Regions from separate parts of the Homo sapiens genome. Here regions 2 and 3 are each linked to region 1. A link is a loop called in an ENCODE intact Hi-C map of the cell type or tissue named here. Cell type or tissue: endothelial cell of umbilical vein. All regions are shown on one strand. Region 1 overlaps DOCK4 (dedicator of cytokinesis 4). Region 2 overlaps DOCK4 (dedicator of cytokinesis 4). Region 3 has its middle 36 kb from the start of IFRD1.

The links. Peaks named below come from ENCODE experiments on the same cell type or tissue, not always from the same donor. Only the 100,000 strongest peaks of a DNase experiment are listed, where the experiment ranks them.
Region 2: a loop joins it to region 1, with 4 times the contacts of the local background. A loop is called at or near these places in 1 of 110 quality-filtered maps.
Region 3: it touches region 1 in a loop (2.4-fold over the local background); 1 of 110 quality-filtered maps calls a loop at or near these places.

The regions. Positions count from the first base shown.
Region 1 is chr7:112,021,950-112,024,449 of GRCh38, reverse strand. All of the region lies in intron 1 of DOCK4 (dedicator of cytokinesis 4), which reads left to right. Among named protein-coding and RNA genes, the nearest start is that of DOCK4, 180 kb to the left of the region's middle. In endothelial cell of umbilical vein, no CTCF peak of the experiment used is centred here; DNase peaks (open chromatin) are centred at 429 and 959; H3K27ac peaks cover 2,208 bases.
Region 2 is chr7:112,191,304-112,193,803 of GRCh38, reverse strand. The region is part of intron 1 of DOCK4 (dedicator of cytokinesis 4); the gene reads left to right. Among named protein-coding and RNA genes, the nearest start is that of DOCK4, 14 kb to the left of the region's middle. In endothelial cell of umbilical vein, no CTCF peak of the experiment used is centred here; a DNase peak (open chromatin) is centred at 1,323; H3K27ac peaks cover 2,356 bases.
Region 3 is chr7:112,413,584-112,416,083 of GRCh38, reverse strand. No RefSeq gene overlaps it. Among named protein-coding and RNA genes, the nearest start is that of IFRD1, 36 kb to the left of the region's middle. RefSeq lists enhancers at 1-452, 453-954. In endothelial cell of umbilical vein, a CTCF peak has its summit at 990 (motif pointing right); a DNase peak (open chromatin) is centred at 1,013.

The DNA.
Region 1 (2,500 bases):
TTTACTGGGATGGAAGGCTAACAGTAGAGCAGATTTTGGATTGTGGGTTGAGTAGGGTGGGAAAGAGAGTTCAGGAGTTCGGTTTCATAGAGGTATTAAATAAGAAGTTGAATATACTAAGTATACTAATCTGGTGTTCAAGGGAAAAGCTCCAACTAGAAATATCAATTTGGGAGTCTCAGCGTTTAGATGATATTTAAAGCCAGGAGGCTGAGACAGGCCCCGTGTGATGCTTGAATTATCCAGTATAATCATTACATTTTTAAGGCACATTGATTATTTTTATGAAGTCATTTTATGTGAAAATTGAAAGCATTGCATCCTTGTATCTCCTCAAAGATACATATATAAATAGTCTTTCTTGAAAAACAAGTCGAGATGAAAAACAGAATTCACGTATACATGATAAACATTTTCTTGCCACGGAAAGCCGTGAACAAAGCAGTTTAGGAAGGACACGCATTGAACAGCATTTATGACTGATAAGGAAAAGAGACATGTTTCTGTACTGCGTCACTTAGTCTGCTGGCTGGCAGTAATGTGAAATATCAAAGTTTTATTTTATTTTTTTAATGACATGAAAAGAGCTAGAATATAGATTAAAGAGTAAGTCTGTTTTTGAGAGTAATTTTTGTTAATTTCTTAAAGACATACAATTAATTGATAAGTTGAGGATTTTCTTTATGGATTTTCAAGTTGCAGAAATAATGCTGCACAAGGTATGCACCCCCTTTCAGGGATGGAGCACAAAATGCCTGTCTGCCTATTTCTCTTTCATTAGTATTCTAGTGGTTGGATTCCAAGGACAGAGTTTTTAAAAACAAACAAAAGCCCTTCAATATTACTGATTTAAAAAATAGTAGAAAGGCTAATAACCTAAAATCTCTGGTCTCTGATCCGGAAGGCATGATGTCATCTAATGTTGTGCTTTCTTCCTGAGCTTTTGCTCCGTGAGAAGCAAAGGATGTGTTTTTATAATGGGAAGTGTAACTGTGCTCTGTCACCCTGTCTGGCTGCCTTGGATGCTCTTTACAACTTGAATAGGAGTAAACACCAAATCTTAAGGGGGAAACAGAGGCTTTTGCCAAAGCTCTCTGCATTAACTCAGCACCAAACTCAGGTACATCTCACAGCTTCAATGCTTCTCCCTACACATGCTTCCCTCAGCTTTGTAGAGCAACTCTGGAAATCATTCATGAAGGATACGTAGAAAAGGCTTCTCAGCTGGACACGGTGCCTCACACTTGTAATCCCAGCACTTTAGGAGGCCAAGGTGGGCAAATCATGTGGGTCAGGAGTTCAAGACCAGCCTGGCCAGCATGGTGAAACGCCATTGTCTACTAAAAATACAAAAATTAGCTGGGCGTGGTGGCGGGCACCTGTAATCCCAGCTACTCGGGAGGCAAAGGCAGGAGAATCGCTGAAAAACCGCTTGAACCTTGGAGGTGGAAGTTGCAGTGAGCCGAGACCACGCCACTGCACTCCAGCATGGGCAACAGAGTGAGACTCCATCTCAAAAACAAAAAAAGAAGAAAAGGCTCCTCTTTGATTGAAGTGGTACTTGAATTCTGGGGGCAATTTACAGGCCTTTCACTTCCTTAGCAGGAAATTGCAGCCCGGGAACCAGAGTTTGGATATTAAGAAAATAAGCATTTCATCAGGGAAACATTTACTGATGCTAACTACTTGCCAGGTGATTATAGGAGTAGTCAAAGAAATGGTCAACATTGACAGCTCACATGCCTTTGCTGCCCAGGTGTGCTCATCACTGTGCTGAACACCATCCATGTTCTCCATGGGACTCATTCCATTCCCACAGAACCCTGTGAGGCAAATACTGTTATTACCCAAATTTTACAGTCTGAGGAAACTGAAGCACAGCACGGTTAATAGCTGGCTGGGCTCACGTCGTTAATAAGTAGCAGGAATGGGATTTGAACCCACCTATGCAGAAGCCTGAGCCATGCTCCTCACCGCTACTCTGTGCCTGCTTCCCTCTCAAGGAGCAGTAATTACAGCTGGGACAGCCATCAGCTGGTCAGGGGCGGAACCCTCTCCTGTACCACCACCGAGCTTTGTGACCTTTGGCAAATTGCTTCTCTTGTCTGGCCCCAGCTTTCCTCATCTATAAAATACAGATAAGAATACCTACTGCAGAGAGTTGCTGTGAGGAGTACTTGTACTATATTTGTGGATACTTCTGGCTCAGTACATAGAGTGGTATCCAGTCTGCGGTAGATGTTTAGTAAACATTGAGTGAGTGATTATACCGCGCTAAACACATACCACAGCATTTCCTAGGGGGAACTGAATAGAGACAGAGGAGATTGCATGTGAAGGGGAAAAGGTAAACCTTTCTGTTCTAGGTGTTTTTCACACTGTCATGACATAGAATATAGTACCAAGTTAATGTCCCTGCTCATGGTTAGTGGTCTTTTGCAGTTTACAATTTTGACATTAATCGGAAGCATAAATAATCATATGCATATTTTTTCAACAT
Region 2 (2,500 bases), 170 kb before region 1:
TTTATATGGCAGCCCAAGCAGAAGGGTTAAAGACATTTTAGGGATTGTAGGAAGAGGGATATAAAAAAAGTAGAAGCAGGATCCTCAACCTCAGTGTAATCAATGTAGTTAGTGTTGGCTCTCTCTGTGATTTGAGATCTGACTCTGCAGGCCCACCTCTGGAGGCACAGACTTAATTGAGCTAGAATTTTTTTTTTTTTTTTTTAAGGCATGGTCTGGCTCTGTCGCTCAGGCTGGAATGCAGTGGTGTGATCATGGCTCACTGCAGCCTTGATCTCTCAGGCTGAAGTGATCCTCCTGCCTCAGCCTTCTCAGTAGTTGGGACTATAGGCATGCACCACCACACCTGGCTATTTTTATTTTCATTTTTTGTAGAAACAGGGTCTCACTATTTTGCTCAGGCTGGTCTTGAACTCCTGGGCTCAAGTGATCCTCCTGCCTTAGCCTCTCAAAGTGCTAGGATTACAAGTATAAACGACTGCACCCATTTGAGTTAGATTTTTTGATGGTAGATATCGACTAGTAACTCCAGGTATCTGTTTATTTGAATAATGGCATTTTTGCAAAGTTGCTCACATTGTCTTGAGTTGTCACATCACTTTGGGTGCCTTCAAAGCAACCAAAAGAGGTAGAGTCTTCAGATGCTTCATTTCTTTTTGCTACAGTTTTTTATAAAAACCTAGGGTGACAGGTTTAATCATATAGGTTAGCATTTTTAAAAAGTAGATGGAAGTTTTATTATATGAAACTTTGGTTGGGGCATTGGGTTAGGAGTACTTTGTTTTTGAAAGTCCTGGCTGTTGAATATCAGGTCCCTGAAGAGAATGAAGCAATATTTGGAGGAATTTCTTTTCTTTTTCTACTATCCTTAAGTATGTGTTTCCTGAGAGTAGCTAGTACCTTCCTCTAAAGATTTACTTGTTGCATTTTTTTTTCTTAGTGACAAGCATAAGGGCATATTTTACGACATGTTGGTAGAAAAACTTCTGTTGGATGATTATTTATGGTATATGCCTATGATGTATAAGGCAATATGCTAGCTTGATAAGCATCCAAAGAGATATAGAACTGGATGACTGGACAAGTGAAGGAGCTAGAAATGTTTCATAGTTTTATCTCATTTACTTTGAACAACATTTCTTCAAGATAGATGTTACCCTGATTTTGTTTTTAAATACACAGTAAGGGAGTACATAAAGTATCACAGATAAATCAGTGTGAAAGTTAAGACAGATATTTCCCCTTCAAGCTTTAAAATGAAGATAAGGACTTGGGATGGTGATGATATTATTCACTTGTGCACCTGAAGAAACAGCCCTGAGGAGGAAAGAGTGTCTCATATCCTGGAAGACTCAGAACTTCTACAAAAGAATAGAAGTTTCATATTGAGATACTTCCCATAGGAGTGAGTCACCGGCTGCTAAGATCGCCCAAGATAAACAGCTGAGTGGAATCACATTTTAAATATCTGGAAAACCTTCTTCCTCTTCCTTTTGGGTAATTTCCACCTCCTCCCCCTCCCCTCCCCCTTGTCCCCTCTTATTCCTGTCACCTGACCGATGTTAAGTATCTTGGAAAATGGTTTATCTTTTTTTGTGTGTGATTCCTTCTAAGACTGGGCAGAGGAAGAAAGATGGATTTAGGATCGATTCTTCTCCTTCAAGAGATTTTGGGAAGGATAAATAGAAACTATAGTATATAATTATATATAAATGCACACTATATATATACACACACACAAGCACAAACACTGTATATATACTATATTTAAATTATACTATGTTTAAGTTATATACTATATAATATATAATATTTAAGTATACTTATATATAATTATAATATATATTATATAAGTATATATAGTATGTAATGTTATATAGTATATAATTTAAACATATCCATATTTAAATTACAGAAAAATAAGAGTGGGCAGGCAGAGGAAAACCCAGCTTTAGGATGAATGCTTACCAAGGGCTGGGCCTGTGTGATTGGCCCTGTGCACATACTCCAGCCTTACAGCAGACCTAGAGAGGGCCAGTAATTTGTTGCAGGGGACCCACCTGTGAAGGGCTGAGATTCAGGCACTCATCTGTCCCAGCCTGAAGCATGTGGTCCCTTCATGGTATCACACCTTTGTACATACGACTTAGGGCCAGAATCTGGAGGCACAGCCCCAGGCTTTGGGGTTCTATGGGCAGTGCTGAAGAAATTGCTCACTATACTTTATTTTTTAAATAAGATACTAGTGTTAATACCAGTATTATGTGAAATAAGTCCCCACGTTGTCTTTTTACTCTAGCATTGGTCTGTGGTAGTGATGGTCAGTCAGTATGCTGACTGCTGGTGGGTGGGGGTGTGGGGCACAGTGGTGACAGAGGAGCCACTAGGTGCCTCAGGAGATGGGGATGGGTACTAGAGGGGTGGGGAGAAATAGGGAAATGGGAGCCAAGGACCAAACAGTGCTGAGTGACGTGAAGGGAATAAATGTGTGCGTCTTTGA
Region 3 (2,500 bases), 390 kb before region 1:
TTCCCATATGATAATAACGCCAGCCACCCAAATTCAAATCTCTCCATACACCTTCTCTCTGCACAAAAAAAGTACAGTTCAACAAAGAGAGCCAATAAATAAATAAATAAATAAATAAATAACATGTATCTTCAGAATAACTGGGAGACAAAGTAATTGAAAAAGATTTCAATTTAGATGTAAATGGAGGAGGAGGCATTCAAGAGCAGGAGTTGCTCCACAGCCTACCCCAGAACAACACCAGTCTTGTGAGTATTACATGAGGGAGAGGAGAGAGCAGTGGGAGAACCTCAAGAATGTCAGCTGGGGTTCACCCCCCGCAGGAGAGGGGAGAACACAGGTCTCAGATCGTGTGTTGCTTCACCCTTTTCTGCATGGCCCACTGGGGAAGGGCTGAACTTCCCCAAGCATGTGTGCTCTACTTTGCCCCATGTCCCTCTACTGCAGAGGGACTAGGGGATGCCTGTGAATGCCACGGTTACAGCAGGCACCAGGGGCCCTTCAGCAGCCCATGAAGGTCTGGGAGAGGTGTAGGGGCCTAGTTTCCATGGCCGAGGGCTCTTTGGGATCCAGTTGATGGGGTTGAATGAAAGCCTAGAGAGATGACAGTCACACTGGGGAAACAAGACAAACAACAAGCAACTAATAAGCAAGACAGATTGTTACATCTTATGTTTACTCACTGGCATGATAATTTACTTAATTATGTAGCAGAGACAATTCAGGAATGCTATAAGATATAATAAGTTGCTAATCATAGGATGCAAGGGGTAAATACAAAAGATGCTTGAGAACAGACAGATGTTATAAACTAGAGTCACCAGGTCATGGATATCTTGATGAGAAGCAGGGGATCTAAAGCTAGATTTTTATCTCTGGCATAAAAGTTGTTGAGGAGGCATTTGCCAAATGGACCCAAAAACGAGCAGGATGGAGGATGTATATCTGTGACCCACGGGGTGTGTCTGATTGGCATGTTCTAAGAAAGATCTCAATTTAGCCAGCAGAGGGCAAGAGAACACAGAAACCATTCCAAGATTTATGACCTGAAGATTGTTTGGAATAGAAGGATTGTGTAGGTGTCTAAGCAAAAACAAATCACAAAAACAGTTACGAATCTGGCTCTTTTGAAACAATATATTTTAAAACTACATATCTAAAGAAGAGATTGACTACTGTTGGCACTGCAATAAATTCATGCCTTTTTATAAAAAGTCAGAATTTATTTAAACAGTGCATGCCTTTATAGATCCATAAGTGCTTGACAAAATATGGGAACCTCTTTGGAATATTTAACCTAGTATTTTAAGAAACATTTTTATTTGAAGATCCCAGATAAACTGAAACATTTATAAACACACATAGCAGTGATTTATTTTCTAAACCTCAGAAATAGGCTTTTTAAAAGAATGAGAGTCTATCATAAAGGTAGCATGTTATGACATTTGTTAAATAGATGAATTATTCAAAACAAACATATATGTAGTCTATCAAGTAAGAAAGAGTGAAAGAAGCACCTGCCCTTTCCCATAGATATAGGGCAAATGCAGGGTTAGACGTCAGCAAAACCCAGAGGCCAGTGGCCATGTGTCTGCTCCCTCCGATGTCCATCAGCTCCTCCTTTTATGCCGTGCCCCACACCCCCACCTCCATTGCTAAAAGCATGCCAACTATTCAAATAAACTTTCAAGCCCACAGACTCCAGACCCAGGTAGAGAAATGGCAGCAGGCTTCCATCGGGCATTCTAAATGTGCTGTTCACACACTTAATCTGGGTTGACAACAAGATTAAAAAAATCCCCTGGACTGGAAGCCTGGAAACCTGGATTATGGACATTATCCAGTAAACTATTGAAACTTTCTGGTCCACAGTTTTTGGCTTTTCTTTTAAATCTACAAAATAAAGGTGTGAGGTTGGATGATCTCAAAGATTTCTACAAACTCATAGGTCCTAAAATTCTATTTATTTTATCCCCAGTTTGCAGTTAGTTCTCCATCTCAGCTAACATGGGAGCTGATAAGAGTGTAGGATGCTGGTCTCCATTCAAGAAAACACATAATTTAAGAAAGAAATCTTGAACACTCTAGGAATAAGCTTCACAAATAGAATTTCAGACTGAAAGCGGATAATAAATTTATTTTATTTATTTTATACGCTAGATGAGAATGGTGATACCCTTCAAACCACACATTTAAAGCCCAACTTCAATTGTGAATACAGGCTGCTTTTACACACCCCCAGGCTTTACTGAACTATACTCCTTAGGGCTCTTAGGGCACTGTGCAATCGAAGTGGCAATCAAGAAGGCAGCAATTAATAGAAGGTAGGATGGCCAAATTCTAATACTCCTCCAGGCAGCAGCATGGAGAAGCATTACCTCCTACTCAGACTTTCGACCATCTGTAGCAGCTGGAACGCATTCAGCTCTAACTAACAGAACATTCAAGTGCAGAGGCTTAAACCTTAAGAAACAAGAAGTTCAGAGCTAGGCTCTTCCAG